2 separate regions of the Homo sapiens genome follow, and region 2 is linked to region 1. The links are chromatin loops, found by intact Hi-C in ENCODE. Cell type or tissue: ascending aorta. All regions are shown on one strand. Links, peaks and the distances in the headings refer to the core of each region. The heading gives the core; the rest is flanking DNA.

Evidence for each region. Peaks named below come from ENCODE experiments on the same cell type or tissue, not always from the same donor. Only the 100,000 strongest peaks of a DNase experiment are listed, where the experiment ranks them.
Region 2: a loop joins it to region 1, with 2.3 times the contacts of the local background. A loop is called at or near these places in 5 of 110 quality-filtered maps.

What each region holds. Positions count from the first base shown.
Region 1 is chr15:68,304,673-68,309,672 of GRCh38, reverse strand. ITGA11 (integrin subunit alpha 11) reads left to right here. Exons shown (of 30, transcript NM_001004439.2): 27 at 1,977-2,087; 28 at 2,230-2,325. Among named protein-coding and RNA genes, the nearest start is that of FEM1B, 29 kb to the right of the region's middle. RefSeq lists a silencer at 2,791-2,880. In ascending aorta, for the core only: a CTCF peak has its summit at 2,818 (motif pointing left); DNase peaks (open chromatin) are centred at 2,872, 3,279, 4,142 and 4,772; H3K27ac peaks cover 4,524 bases.
Region 2 is chr15:68,427,485-68,438,680 of GRCh38, reverse strand. ITGA11 (integrin subunit alpha 11) reads left to right here and starts at 6,518. Exons shown (of 30, transcript NM_001004439.2): 1 at 6,518-6,666. The coding sequence starts at 6,615. RefSeq lists a silencer at 4,517-4,811 and an enhancer at 7,358-8,117. In ascending aorta, for the core only: a CTCF peak has its summit at 7,684; DNase peaks (open chromatin) are centred at 6,460, 6,723, 7,650 and 8,100; H3K4me3 peaks cover 3,923 bases; H3K27ac peaks cover 4,052 bases.

The sequences.
Region 1 (5,000 bases), core at 1-5,000:
CAATGAGCCAAGTTGGCGCCACTGTACTCCAGCCTGGGCAACAGAGCAAGACTCTGTCTCAAAAAAAAAAAAAAAAAAAAAAGGACTGTATTGACATGGTTACATTCCCAGGACTCTTAGTCATTTAAGAATGGACTACATGGTTGGTATCATTGCTTACAAAAGTGTCTTGAACTTGATGGGCTTATGTTGAGAAGTAAAATTTAATTTTTAATTTTTACCTTTTAATTCCATTTTTCCACAAACTTTTTGAAGTCCCTTTGAGAGGAGCGAGCAGGAGCATTGTCATGGTGGAGAAGGAGTCTCTGGTGACATTTTCCCAGCCATTTTTCTGCTAAAGCTTTGATTAACTTTCTCACAACACTGTCATAATAACCAGATGTTCTCATTCTTTGGCCCTCCAGAAAGTCAACAAGCAAAATGTTCTGAGCATTCCGAAAAACTGTTACCATAACCTTTGCTCTTGACTGATCTGTGTTTGCTTTGACTGGACCACATCCACCTCTTGGTAGCCATTGCTTTTTTTGTGCTTTGTCTTCAGGATGGTACTGGCAAAGCCATCTTTTATCCGTTATAATTATTTGAAGAAATGCTTCAGGATCTTGATGTCACTTGTTTAAAATTTCCATTGAAAGTTCTGCTCTTTTCTGCAGCTGATCTGGGTGCAACAGATTGGGCACCCGTCAAGCGGAAATTTTGCTCAACTTTAATTTTTCAATCAGAATGATGTAAACTAAGCCAACTGAGCTGTCTATAGTGTTGGCTAATGGTTCTGCTGTTAATTGTCAGGCTTCTTCAGTGAGGGCCTGAACAAGATTTTTTTTTTCCTCACAAATTGATATGAATGATCTGCTGCTGCAAGCTCCATCTTCAGTGTCCTCTAATCCCTTTTCTTTTCTTTTCTTTTCTTTCTTTTCTTTTCTTTTCTTTTGAGACAGAGTCTGGCTCGGTCACCCAGCTGGAGTGCAGTGGCACGATCTCGGCTCACTGCGACCTCCGCCTCCCGGGTTCAAGTGATTCTCCTGCCTCAGCCTCCCAAGTAGTTGGGACTACAGGCGCGTGCCACCACGGCTGGCTAATTTTTTGTATTTTTTTAATAGAGACGGGGTTTCACTGTGTTAGCCAGGATGGTCTCGATCTCCTGACCTTGTGATCCGCCTGCCTTGGCCTCCCAAAGTGCTGAGATTACAGGCGTGAGCCACCATGCCCAGCCCTCTAGTCCTTCTTAAAACAAGTTATCCATTTGCAAACTGCTGATTTCTTTGTGATATCATCCCCATCAACTTTTTATAAAGCATCAGTGATTTCACTGTTCTTTCACTCAAGTTTCACCATAAATTTGATGTTTGTTTTTGCTTCAATTTTAGCAGAATTCATGTTGCTCAGATAGGGGCTCTTTTCAAACTGATGTCTTATCTTTCTTAGTGCCTCAAACTAGATCCTGTTCACATAGGTTACAACAAGTTAATACGAGTTTATTTTGGGGCAAAAAAAGTTTTGGAATCCATGCATAATTTTTCCATAATACACATTTTCCATGAACTTTATGAAGACCCCTTTTATCTGATTCAGGAAGTTCCCTGGGAGTTTTTATCATGAACAGAAGTTGGACTTCCTAAAATACTTTTTCTGCATCTGTTGCAGCGATCATAGAATTTTTTATCTTAATGTGTTTATATGGTGATAGGAAACATTTATAGATTCCCTAATGTTGAACAAAAGTTCTGTCCCTGGAATATATCCAGGCCGGTCACAATGTACAGCTTCAAGTGGAGCATCAGATATACCATCCTTCATTTGTCCTTCAGTCATCCCCTGGCAGACGCAATGCACATGTCCCCCACTCCCAACTTTCTCTTTGTCCCCTGTCCTCTGCCCCTGCCCCCAGGAGCAGAGCCCCAGTCGTTCAAGCAGTGTTGCTGCCCCCTGCTCCCCTAGCCCAGCAGCTCAGCCCTGAGACCCATCTTCTCTTTCAGAATCACAGCAACTCTGATGTCGTCTCCATCAACTGCAATATACGGCTGGTCCCCAACCAGGAAATCAATTTCCATCTACTGGGGAACCTGTGGTTGAGGTCCCTAAAAGCAGTAAGTAGAGCCCCTGGGCTGGGCTGGAAGGAAGAAGGGAAAGGGGGCGGCTGTTGGGATGTCTTCCACCTGGGGCTGCCTGGGGAGGGGACGGGAAGAAAAGCTTCCAAGCCAGCTTCTGACGAGCCCTCTGATTGCACAGCTCAAGTACAAATCCATGAAAATCATGGTCAACGCAGCCTTGCAGAGGCAGTTCCACAGCCCCTTCATCTTCCGTGAGGAGGATCCCAGCCGCCAGGTGAGCCCCTGGGAGCCCTGCAGAACTGGGCTTAGGCCGGACAGCTTGGGAAAGGGTTGGCCGTGCTCCTCTATAGAGTTTTCCTACAACCCCTGGCTGCATGTCCCAGCAGGAGAGAATCAGGCAGACCTGTGGGCTGTTAGGGCAGCCGCTGAAAAGAGGGAAAAAAGCAAGACAAAGCCTCAGGGGCAACACTAGGGAAGGTCCAGAGGTCTGGTGTGAACTGAATTTGTGAAGACCAAAGGATGGGAGATGCCTCGGTATCAGCCTCTGTTAGTTGCGTAAAAGCAGATTGTTACAGATTACACTGGCTTCATCCAGGGTCCAGGAAAGGAGTGAGACTCTGTGAGACCCAACGAGAAGTGAGGTCTTAAAGAAAAGCCCATTCCTGGAAGAAGTGGCAAAGGAAGAAAAAAGAAAAGAAATAAATTTGTAAAAGAAAGCAAGCAAGCAAAGCCCAGTCCTGTGGAAATAGACAGGGCAGCCGGGCGTGGGACGCTGCTGCCCTCCACTGGCCACACCCCAGAAATGCCAGCTTGGGCTCCAGGCAAACATTCCTATTACAGAGGCGGAGTAAGCTCCCAACACCACCCCAGGGAGATGCTGGAGAGCAAAGAGGCGGGGTCAGGAAGCATCCCTTATAAAACAATCCAACAAAAACCAATCACAGCCAGGGCAGGGGGATGCCAGGCAGAGGGGTATCAGGATCCACCTAAGGAGCTTTTTTGTTTGTTCATTCATTTGGCATTTGTTGGGTGTGTCTCCTACGGCTTGGGCCCCAAAGGGGAAACAGAGATAAATTAGGCAGACAGGGAAACAGTGACAATAAATGGGTGAGTGCAGTCTGGGGGTGAGCACAGGCCCGGAGGGGAGCGATTCCGAGCGAGGGACATCCCCGGAAAGCTTTCTGGAGACTGTTTGAACCGAATCTTGAAAGATGCTGCAATGTTCCCAGCATCCAAGAGAGGGAGGTGTGGTACAGGCACCCCCGCTCCCCCACACATACCCTGCTCACACACACAGAGAGAGAGAGAGAGAACCCTTCTTCTCACATTGATGCTTGTCTTTTAGGTGACTTTTCCTTCTTCCACCCCCACTCAACCCCCCAAAAAATTCCTCTATACTCTCTGGATGCCTCACTCCCTTTTTTTTTTTTTTGAGACGGAGTCTTGCTCTGTCACCCAGGCTAGAGTGCGTTGGCAGGATCTCGGCTCACTGCCAGCTCCACCTCCCAGGTTCATGCCATTCTCCTGCCTCAGCCTCCCGGGTAGCAGGTATTACAGGCGCCCGCCACTACGCCTGGCTAATTTTTTTTTTTTTTTTTTAGTAGAGACAGGGTTTCACTGTGTTAGCCAGGATGGTCTCGATCTCCTGACCTCATGATCTGCCCGCCTCGGCTTCCCAAAGTGCTGGGATTACAGGCATGAGCCACCGTGCCCGGCCATGCCTCATTTCTCTTTTAGAAATCCAGCAACCCCAAAATTAAGCCCCTGTATGCTGGGCTGTGTGCTAGGTGCTGGCGCTGGGGAGGCAGAGCCAGGTGCCCGCCTTGAGGGACAGAAAGAGCACACATAAGGGCCCTGCCATTTGCTGGCCCCCAGCTGTGTGCTGAACATGGTGACAGACCTCTCAACACTGTGAGGCACTGTCCCCACCCCCATCTCTCAGGTATGCACACCGAGGCATGTGAGATGAGGCAGGAGGGACAGTGACTTGCCTCAAGTTGAACAGTGAGTCAGTGGCCAAAGGAGGGCTCTGTCTGCTGTTGCAGGTGGTCCATTCACTCCACATGGCTCTGTCTGCTGTTGCAGGTGGTCCATTCACTCCACGTGTTAGCTGAGCTCCTGCTACATTCCCGGCACGGCTCCAGGTTCTGAGGATAGAGCAGGGACAAAACAGACAAAGCCCCCACTCTCCTACAGCTGACATTCCAGGCAGGCAATAAACATAAATATAAACGTTATCAACTGGTGATAAGGGCTACCCAGAAAAAGGCACACATCTAAGGGTGGAGTGCCAGGGGGTGCTGTTTTATACAGGGGAGTTGGGAAAAGCCTCTCCAATAAAGTGACATCAGACAGAGACCATGAGGAAGACAGGAGTGTCTCGTGGCTGCGTGAGGGAAACCCTTGCAGGCAGAGGGAATAGCAATGCCTACAGCAGGCACGCCATGGCATGCATGCTGGAGGCCAGGTGGCTGAAAGCTGGAGTAAAGCAAGAGGGAGCAGGAGGTGAGGTCAGCAAGACAGGTGGGACCCGAGAGGGGAGGGCCTTGCAGGCCAGGGCCAGGACTGCACTTTTTACTTTGAGCTTGAGCAGAGCAGAGCAGAGCATAAGCCTGCCTTCCTCGTTAGAAGGATCCCTCTAGTTGCTATGCTAAGAACAAACTGCAGAGGGGAGGCAGTCGGGCAGCGCTGTAGTCTCCAGAGGAGATGTGAGGGCACTCAGGCCCAGGAGGTGGGAGTGGTGGCCACATTCCAGGTGTTTCCAAGGTAGAATGGACAGACTTTGCTGCTGGGCTCCGTGTGGGTGTGAGAGTTAGGGTCAGTGATGGATACATGGCTTCTGGCCTGAGCAGCGCGGAGGGATAGTGCTGCCATTTGCTTAGGTGAGAAAGAGCTGGAAAGAGCAGGCTTCGGGGGCTGGGGTGTTAAGAGCTTGGTTAGGGGCCTGTT
Region 2 (11,196 bases), core at 4,910-9,909, 120 kb before region 1:
CTGAAAAACTCCTATTACCAAGGCCCACTCTGAGGTGACCTCCTTCTCTGGCCCTCCTATGTGCTTCTCTGGCTCTCTGTTCACACTTCTATTTTAGCCCTTCTCACAGTCCCATTTACCATCCAGTGCCAAAAAGCAACGAAACCAAGTGGTTAGGAGCTTGGGATCTGGAATCAGGCAAGACCAGGTTCAAATCCTGGGTCTTCCTTTTACAAGTTCTGAAACCTTACCTCTCTGATCCTCAAGTTCTTCCTCTGTAAAAGGCAGGTATAATTGCACCACTTTGTAGGGCTGTCATGAAGATTAAAGGAAATGTGAGGAAAGCATCCAGCTCCATAAGTGATCAATAAATGGGAGGTGTTGTTTTGATTATTACCGTTCATGTTTGTCTCCTCTCCTAGATTAGGAGCTTTGTGGAGAGGCAATAACACATCTGGTTTGTCACTCTAACCCCAGGAGAGTGTCTGGTAAATGCATTAATAGAATGGCTCAACTCCTGCTCCCTTACCAAGTTGCACCCTTGGCCGTGAACCCTATGCACTGTGGGAATTCCTCACTCTGCTGCATGTCTTGTTTCACGTCATGACTGCTTCCCAAGACTGTCCTCTTTACCCCTGTGCACTGCATCCAGACCTTCACTTTCATGGCTTCTCTCAGACATCTCAGCCCAGCCCAGGACCAGGATGGAAGTCCTGGAAACCCCCTGGGTGGTGCTGAGGACTAAACGAAATGATGCAAGAGTTGCAGTTAGCCCATATTAACTTCTCAGTTAAAGGTATTCTTCACATCGCTGTAGTGACATTCAATTCTGATGTGGCTCTTCCAGTCCGGTCCAATGTCAAGGGTTTAGCCCAGCTAAACCCCATCAGAAATGACCTCTCAGCTGGAACATCCACTGACACCTCTAGACTTTTAAAGCAATTTCTATTCTCTCATACCCTTTGACATACTTTTTCTTCAAAGAGATGTTTCCTTATCCATCCTGCGTGTCTGTCTGTGCTGTGGCCATGCTCCTTCCCTTTGATATCTTTACTGCAAATGCTGTATATACTTGTGGCTTGAGAAATGGAGATCACAAAATAACTTTCTAGATTCAGTATAGGTTGTGTACAGGGCTTGATCCTTGTAGAAATTCCAGTCACTGACCCGCAGGCACAGGATTAGGAAGAATGGCAGCATCCACCCGGCTCTAACATTTCGGATTAGACTTTGAAGCGGAAAGTGGCTGGGACAAACATACACTACTGGTGTAAACACACTTCTTCAAAGTTAACCTGCTTCACTTTGTTGGTGGGGATGAGACCTGGCATGACAAATAAAAACCAAGGGACACCCTCTAAGCACACTTGTGCATGACAAATGCAGCCACTTCCTATCACAGAAGTCATTGGTCCAAAACGGTGGCATGCATCATTCAAACAGCAGATAACAAGGCAATCTGGTGGCTTTTTTTTTTTACTTTTTTTTTTCCTTTTCCCTTTGGGATTTATTATATCACTTTTTGGCAGAAGATGTGCCTTCTCAGTAACTGTAAGCTTGCTTACGCTTATCTTTGAAAAAAAGTTTGCATTTCCTAAGCACAAACCAACTGATAGTACAGAGAGGAGGTGGGATCCATGAGGGGGACCGCAAGGGCAGAAAGGAGCCTAGAAGCCAGGGAGTGCCTCAAGGTGGAGCCCCCAGGCTGATTATGGAGACTGGCTGCATTGGAGGTACCTGGGAGCAGGACAGAGAAGGGTGGAGAGAAATAACCAGAGAGTGGGAGAGAGTGGGGAGTATTGGAAAAGAAAGTTGGAGAAAGTGAGACAGAAGGCCCAAGATAGACACAGGGAGACCAGTTCATCCCAGTTTGTCAGAGATTGTCCCCCAGTGTTGACACTGAAGTCCTATATTCTAGAAAACCTCTTAGTCCCAGGCAAACCAGGACAATTGATCACCCAAGGTCAAAGTGGTGAAAAACTCAGAGAAAGAGTAGAAAGAGAGAGGCACCTCTCTGAAATGAGTGCAGATCAGGGCACCCCAATAACTTTTCTGGAAGAAGAGTGCATTGTGGCCAGGCATGGTGGCTCCTGCCTATAATCCCAGCATTTTGGGAGGCCAAGGCAGGTGGATCACTTGAGGTCAGAAGTTGGAGACCAGCCTGGCCAACATGGTGAAACCCTATCTCTACTTAAAAAAAAAAAAAAGATACAGACACACACACACACACACACACAAATCAGCCAGGCATGGTGGCGGGCGCCTGTAATCCCAGCTACTTGGGGAGCTGAGGCAGGAGAATCACTTGAACCCAGGAGGAAGAGGTTGCAGTGAGCTGAGATTGCACCACTGCACTCCAGCCTGGGTGACAGAGCAAGACTCCATCTCAAAAAAAAAAAAAAAAAAAAAGCATTGGTCCTAACTGAGCCAAGGCCTCTGTCATCAGTACTCCAGACCACTGCTCGTTCTCCCTCCATAGAGAAGCCAAGGTCCTCCCAGAGGAGCATGCTCAGACTGAAATCTTGGGAGCCACAGAAGTTGCCAATAGGACCTGTCTCTGAGCTGACCATGCTCATGCAGTCTTGGCCTGAAATACCCGCTCCCTCCACCCAGTTGGGATGTTGGGATTAATACTCAATCTGCTTTCAGAATGCTGGGTTCCAATCTCAGTTCTGCCTCATAGATGATGTGGAATCTTGCGTGAATCTATTGCTACTTTGAGCTTAGATTTTTTAGTAACCATGGATTTGTCTGTCCAGTATACTTTGCCATCCCACTTTTTCTGGTTCCTTTAGGAAAGTCCTCTCCTGTAATATGTGGTTTTGATGGGGCTGTCAGTCATGGCGCCTTTCTCTTCCCAAGTCATGGGGCTGGGTGTGTGTCCCAAACTGAGCTAATTATAGCACCATATCCTCCAGACACTAGGACTGGTTCAGGGGTGGGCATGAACCAAAGCCCTAGACTTTTCTGCTGGATCTACTAAAGGAAGGCTGTCTCTCTCCCTTCAGAATCTATGAAGTATAAGCTTGGGACTGCTAGACAGTCAGAGAAACTCTTCTGCTGCAGGAAAGGAAAATGGAGTGAAGCAAAACTAAGAGAAGACAGAGAGAGAGCAGTAACATTGATTTGAGACCCTTGATCCAGCCACACCTGCAGACAGAACACCTTTGCACTTCCTAGTTACATGACCTTTTACATTCTATTTTCTGCTTCAGTTTGATTGTGTTGAATTTCTGTCACTTGCAAGTGAAAGAATCTTCAACTATACAATCTCTTTACTATAAAAAATAAATACAATTTTGTACAAGATGAGTATTAAATTAGATCATGGATATGAAAGGGATTTCAAAAATAGTAAAACACTATACATAGCACTTGTACATTGTTGGTAGGAATCTAAAATGATGTAGCAACTGTGGAAAATAGTTTGGCAGTTCCTCAAATGATTAAACATAAAATTACTATATGATCAGCAATTCCACTCCTAGGTGTATACCCAAGAGAACTGAAAACATACATTCATACAAAAACTTGTATGAACATTATGCTAACATTATGCTATGTTAATGGATGGTAGAACTGCTACCAGCAAGACCGGCAGCACAAGTGTTCATAGCCACATTATTCACAATAACCTAAAGTGGAAACACCTAAATAAGCCTCACCTGATGAATGGATAAACAAAAGGGGGTAGATCCATACAATGGAATGTTACTTGGCAATAAAAAGGAATGAAATACTGATACATGTTGCAACATGGATGAACCTTGGAAACATCATGCTAAGGGAAAGAAGCCAGACTCAAAAGGTCACGTATTATATGATTTCATTTATATGCAACGTCCAGAATAGGCAAATCCATAGAAATAGATTTGTGGTTGCCAGGGACTGGTGGGAAGGAATGGGGAGTGACTGCTCATGGTTACAGGGCTTCTTTTTGGGGTGATAAAAATATTGTGAAATTAGTGAGGATGATTTTACAATCTTGTGAATATACTAACAACTACTGGATTCTATGGCACAGTTTATGGCATGTGAATAAATAAATCAGTTAAAACACTGTGTACATGTAAAGAGTTATTATTATTATTCAACAGAAATCACAGCTTTCATAAAGCCCTTCACCAAATTCTCTGCAGTTCTCCAGCCTTAGAGTCTGGATTGTGCACTTGTCACTCATATGCTGCTGCCTTGGGTGTGATTTAAATAATGTTTAATAGTGATGAAATAATAAATGGTTTTAAATAGATTAATAAATAACAGATTATGATTAAATAAATACATGGTTATGTCTTGTCTCCTCAGCTCCATCACCAGCTGCCCTAGTGTGGGGTTCTCCTTCCGTGTGTCCTACAGAGCACAGGGGCACAGTAGGCACTCTGTAGGATCTGTTGAAAGAACAAATGAGGGCACACCTCTCCCCTCACCCTCCCACATTACACAAAAGCACACAGAGTGATCCTCAGGACCCCCATTCCCCAGGCACCTGTGAGGACGGTGAAGGTGAATGAATGGTAGAATTGTTACCAGCGAGACCAGCAGCAGCGCAGCTAGGACAGCCACTACAGTGCGCCCCTTCAGCAAGCAGCATGCAGACTCTGAGCACAAGCTGCAGACCACCCACACGTCAGAGGTGCCTGGGGCACCCACCAGCATGCCCTGATCCTTGGGGAATTTGCATTCTTTGCACGTGCTCCAGGTCGTTCTGATGCACCTGGAGATTTGTGCAAGGCAGGAATGTGGGCTGCAGCCCATTCCCTAGCTGTAGGGGTGTTCTACATTCAACTCAGCTGGCTTAAACTCAACTCAGTGAAGAGGACTCACTGTCGTATAACTGATAAGTCCCAAGGGGAGTGGGGTTAAGGGGTGGCTTCATTCAGGAGTTCAACAAGATCCTCCATTCTGTCATCCAGTGTCCACCTCATCTCAAGGCCAGATCCTCCTTCCCTACCCTGACCCTGTCAACTTCTGAGCCTACAAAGTTCCTTGTCCCAGGCTGGGAGAGGAGGCAGGAGTGGGAGAGGTGAGGAGAGAGAGTTAGTTCATTTGTTTGTTTGTTCTAGGGGCTCTTTTAGAAAGGCAAGAAAGCTTGCTTCCCAAAAAAACTTTTTCTTTTGTCATATTGCCCTTTCTGAAACGATGGGCTGGGAAGGGCAACATACTGATTCATTTCAGCCTGAACCGCATGCCTCCTTACACACACACACACACACACACACACACCAGGGACGGAATCACCTTCCCCGAGTCTGTGGCTGAATGGGTGAGGTGAAGATGAAGTAAAACCCAGATAGCCAACCGAAAGATAGTGAGGTTGGGAGACGAGCACAAGCCCACTTCACTTATGTGAACCTGGGTCTTCTCAAACTCCAGCTCATCTTCAGGGGCCCTGACTGAACATCACCTCCTCTGGGAAGCCCTTCCAATACCTCCCAGATAGAAAACTCTATCCTTTGTGCACCCACACACCACCTGTACTCACCCATCCATCCACCCGCCCACCTACTTTGTTCCTGGGTGTTAGGGGCTGAGTACTCCATTGTGAACCAGAGATTTCTACCCTGATGGTGTTTTCAGTCTGCACAGGAGAGAAAAGTTAAATGATCACACCAATTGATGCCTTGCTTCTCTACTAAGCACAATGAAGAGAAATGAGGGAGAGCGGGCTGGGGAATATCAGCATGTGTCTGGGACTCAACCTGGTGGGGACGGGAAGAGGGGGTGAAGGAAGCCTTTCCTGAGAAAGTGGGGGAAGGGCGCTCTGCTGTGGCTTTCCCTGCATCTTGGCCTTCCTACCCTCTGCCTCGGCTTCCTCCATTGCTGGAAAAGCCTCCACAAGCGCGGTGGAGGTCCGGGGCCTGGATTTAAAGCTCTTGAGATAAATGTGCATTGAATTTAACTACCAGTGATTAGAAGAGGGAAAGAAGGTGGCAGGGTTACAAAGAAGAGCTTCACGTTAGGTTAAGAGGGGGTGCACGGTGTCCCTGGGTGCTTTGGAATGCCTCAGGTGTGGAGGCTCAGGGAGTGGCAGTGGAGGCGAATCTGCATGTATTCCAGGGTCAGAAGAAACACTAGCCTCTACAATTCAAGCCGCAGGGTGCAGGGAGACACGGGGATGTCTTAGAATGGACCTTTGAGGGACATCCACTCACTTGGCCAAGGGAGACCTGCGTTCCAGCAGGTGTTCCTGAGCCAGCTTGGGTACCCTCTGAGTTTTGTGAATCTCTTTTCACTGGGAAATGGGAATAAAAACCACTTTTCCTGAACAGAATCTGACTGAGGCGGTGCGGTGCTACACTGGTGAGGGGGTTCCCAGGAGCGGTTCTCTGGAGTTTTCTCCAGAGGCTGACGTGGGGTTGGCGGAGAAGGAGCGCTGCACAGGCGCGTCGAGGCAGCGCGCCGCCTGCCCAGGTGGCAGAGCGGCCGAGACTGGCCCAGAGCCCGAGCCGGAGTGGTGTCCGGCGCCCCTCCCCTCCGCTCGAGCCCTCCCACTTCCTCTGAATGAGCCGCAGCTGTCAGGGAGCCCGGCGCCCCGCGCAGTGCAGGCTGCAGGCGCCGCGCCGAGGAGGCTGCCGCTCTGGCTTGCCGCCCCCCGCCGCCGCTGCACACCGGACCCAGCCGCCGTGCCGCGGGCCATGGACCTGCCCAGGGGCCTGGTGGTGGCCTGGGCGCTCAGCCTGTGGCCAGGTAGGTGCCCACCCTCTGCCTCCCCTTGCCTCTCGGAGTCCCTCCCTGGGCCCTCGGGGCTTGGATCCAGCGGCCAGGATCGGGACGCGACCCTCCTCCCAGGGTCAGACCTCAGCTGCTCTTGGGGACGTGGGTCCCCCAGGGACTGGCCCCAGTCTAGCGGTTCAGTCAAGTTTCGCTAAAGAGGGAGGTGCGAAGGCTATTGAAAGCCGGGACTCTTTGGTGTGTTTGGGAAGAGTTGAAGAGGCTTGAGTTGAAAAGCTCCCAGATCTGGTGGCCCTCCTGGGCGCCTTAGGTGCCTCCAAGGCCCATGCCGGGGTTCCCGCACGGCTGCCAGGGGCACTCGGGTGTCCCGGGAGCGCCGAGGGCGCACGGCCCCGGCTGGGGAAGGGAATCAGCGCCAAGAGAGTGTGCCCTGGCTGCCCTCCTGCCTGGCTCCGGGGAAGCATCTCAAAGTTTGGAGAGCCGGGCGCGGCGGCCCCGGAGGGCTGAAGGGTGGGGGTGAGGGCTGCGCAGAGTGCCTCCGGCCAAAGACAGAGCAAAGCCCCGGGGCGATGGCCGGTAGGCGGGGGCTAGCTCTCGTCTGCCCGGCCAGCAGCGGCGGGACACAGTCGCGCAGCGCAGGACCCCCGAAACGTTACCTGACACCCGGGGTAGGGACCCGGCATTGCCTCCCAACCCGCGCTCGGAATTATGCAATTATTCAATAATCTGGGGAAAGCCGCCGTCGCCTAGACGCGCGCCGCCGCCTAATGCACTCCAGGTGTCGGGGCGCGGCAGGAACCTCCGGCCCGAGGGGCGCGCGGCTGGGAGCGGGAAGCCAGCCCTGAGCTCTCCGCCCTAGGGTACCCTGGCCCCGGCCGTCCCACACCGGGCTCCCCGGCTCCACCCTCCACGCGGGGCGGCTGCCAGTGATGCTGTTCTGCGGAAGACGGCCAAGTGCTCCGGCAAGGGCCAGCGCCTCGGTTACTGGCCGGGTGTGGGCGCTCAACCTTGCCTCCCCTTCTGCGTGGGCTCCAGGCCCGAGCTGGGGCCAGTAGTGGGGGTCAGATGCGGTGGTAGTGGGAGAGGTGCCCTCAGGGAGCTCAGGTGGAGACCCCTATCCCGCAGCCGCTTGCCCCAGTCCCCGGGTACCACGCGAAGCAAGTCCACCCTCCTGTCGGCCTACAGAGGAGCTTCTCAGAGGGCCCATGGTTGAAAGGGCCTCTGGCTAGTGGAATCCTAGAGTCACAGTTTAAAACAATCATTGATACATTGAGTTGTGGGGGCTTGGAAGGGAGAGCAGGGGAAGAACTGCCACCAGGCCAATATGCAACTAGAAGCCAGCTGCGGGAGGAGGCCAAGCCCATTTAGGTGTGTTTAGACAGGAGGGGAGAATCTTCTCCAGGAACTGTCCTCATATCACTAGGAGATCCAGCCACAAGAAAAGAGACGCACTCCTGTGTGACTCCAGATAGGTGGCTGCATCAGAACCTTGGGAAGGAGTGGCTGCCTTAGGGGCTAGGGACAGCCTGGACCTCAGGAAGCTAAGAGCAATGGCTTTGGAATCAGACCTGGCTTCCACTTCTGGCTCTGCACCCTGCTAGCTGTTCAATCTTGGACTGGTTATGCGACCTTTCCAACAGGTTTCCTTATGTGAAGAATGGAGACACAAATTCCGTGTCCTGTAAAGTTGTCAGGATGCACTAAGGCACTGTAAGAAAGGCCCTTAACACAGGGCTGGGTGCACAGTAGGCTTTAATCAATGGTTGTTAATGTTGTTGCTACTCAAGGAGGAGGGGGCAGAGAATGACATTAAAGGACCTCTGAAGACACAGGATTTGTGACTCAGAGCTCCGCTTATATGGCGAAAACCACTCCTGAGTTATGTCTGGTCAGTTGCATTCTTGAAATATGGGATTCATTAAACATATCAATCAATGTTGGAACAATGACATCTGCTTGCAAGGAGCTGGGGGTGGGGCCCTAGCGTGTGTGCAATCTGGGTCCTGCCTGTAACTGAGAATAAGCCAAGGCCAGGGAAAGCTAAACAGAGGCACCAGGGAGTGAATGGCTTGGGGAAACCAAGGGCTGGGTGTTCAAACAAGAGAAGTTCAATTTCAGCCAGATAAGCAAGGAAGGCTTCCTGGAGGAGGAGATATCATTTGAACTGGCCCTGGAAAAGTGTGTAGAGTGTGCATGGGCCTGAAAGTGGGAATGTTCATATTTTGGAGTATTATTTTCTGAGACTAGTTAAAGAAGATGATGAATATTTTAAAACCACTCTGGTCAGTGTGGACTTTGAAGACTAGAAGGGTCTCAGGGATCATTGGGTTCACTCCTCAGGCTCCAGGACAGGACTGATGTTGATACCTCATCCATGCATCACATGAATTCAATGTGAGGATTACCAGGAAGCTTGTCTACTGGTGATGGCAGTTTGGCTGGGCAGGGAACCTGTCAGAGGCCAAGTTGAGGGTGAGACCTCAGAGCATCTACTCTCCCAGAGCTCCAGCTGCAGGCTGGACAGCGTGATGGGGTAGACAAAACTAACAGGAAAGCCTAAAAAAAAAGTAATCAAGTCCAAAGAGAGAGATCCATTGACCAGAGCTTTACAGTCATAACCTATCTGTAGGAAGGGTGATGATTCTTAGAAGCATAATCTTTGCTGAGCACCTGTTATCTGCCAGGCCCCATAAAGACACAAAGTGAGATCAGACACAGCGTAAGGGTGGAGGCCCTGGAGTTTCACTGCCTGGGATTGGCCTAGCCCCTGCCGGTTAGGGCTCTGTGCTCTTGGCAAGTTACTCCATGGCTCTGTGCCTCAGTTTCCTCACCTACAAAGTGGGGGTAATAATAGAACTTAGAGTTATCACAAAGATTAATGCTTAGAAAGTGCCAGGCATGTATTAAGCACTCAAGGAGGTTGTCTTCTCCAACATCATCAGCAGCAGCAGTAGCACTCAAGATATTGACTATTCAGGATCTAAGGACACAGAGATATAACTTTCAAACTCAAGTTCTCAAGAGAAGTTTAGAGGAAGTACATTGAAGAATCAGAGGAGACATACATGCCAGGGCCCCAAATGAGTGAAGACTTTCCTAGTCCCTCCCGCAAAGCCCTGGCCCAAACTCTTGATCATAATAAGAACTCAGGGTTGTTGTTTTGTTTGTTTGTTTACCATCGGGGCTGTCTTGAAGTCAGTATGCTCTTGATGTGGGTGTATTGTGGTGTGGAAAAGGAGAAGGCCCATACCATGCAACATGGCCCTTGTGGGTAGGGGTCCTACCCAACAGAAAGCAACCTGTGGAAAAGCACAGTGCTAGACACCACAGGTGTACAAAGGCTCCAGAGGTCCAAGACTTGCTCCCAGCCTCTCCTTCCCAGTGGAGAGCAGGGAAGAAGGGAAAGTTTGTCACTTTGCCACCCCATTGCCCACTTTGACAGCCAAGCCCCTCAGCTGCCATTAGCTGAGGAGCTTCTGGATCTTTCCATATCACAAGCAGACCCTGGAGTCTCACTCTTTTTCTGCTTACTCACCATGACCCCATCTCTACCCCACAGTGGACCCCCAGAGAGGGGATGTCTATCTCCATGCTCTTCCCACCATTCCCAGCCCATCCACACAGGGCTGTGAGCCCTGGAAGAACTCAGACAGTATCTTACCTCTCAACCTTGCCCTCTCTGAACCTCTTTTTCCACCCTCCTGTAGTGGGGAGCTCTTCCTTCTTCTAACAGCAGGGACCTTCCCTTGCATTCTCCCTCCCTTCCACCAACACCCCCAGCTCCTATCACTTAGGATAAAAATATGTTCTAAGCTGAGCTGGCTTTGCTCTTGCTATGCAGAAGGGAATTTGGGGAATTTTAAAAGCCCCTGTTTCTTCTCCACAATGCCTGACTTTGGGTGTTATTGTCTCACCATGGGCTTCCAGAGCTTACTTTGGGGGTCAAAGTCGAACATTGTTCTAGGATCCATCATAACCCTCCCCAGGCAGTGATGGGCTCTGGCTGACTCAGGGAAGGTCAGCTACAAAATGAGCCTTAAAAATCCTCTAATATGGTTCAAAAATGGTATCTCTGCTGATCCTCATCACTGAAGTCCCCTTCCAGGCCCACCCACTCCCCACCAACTGTATGTAGGCTACCACCAAGGATTCATAGCCATTTGGAACTTTTCCCTAAGCAGCTGTGAGCTCCAAAGACACCCACACATCTTCAGCATGGAGTGCTTTCTATAGGAGCTGTGGTCCAAGGGCGACCCTCCACAACCCCATCATGCAGATCCTAACTGTGTGAATTCTTTGTCAAATGCCCATTAAGTTTGTTACCACTGACAGGAGAAGGAGAGGAGGAGACTGGTGCTGGTCATCTTGTAAATCTAAAATAAGTGAGCTGCAAAAAAATTCCATGGAGAGTTTTCATACTATATACTTAAGATCTGAGTCACACGACGTGTGAAATCCCACCTGGAGGAAAAAGTCAGTGAGGCCAAACCCCCTCCCTGCTGCCTCTCACTTCCTCCTTCACTGAAGCACTCACCAAGCAGCAGA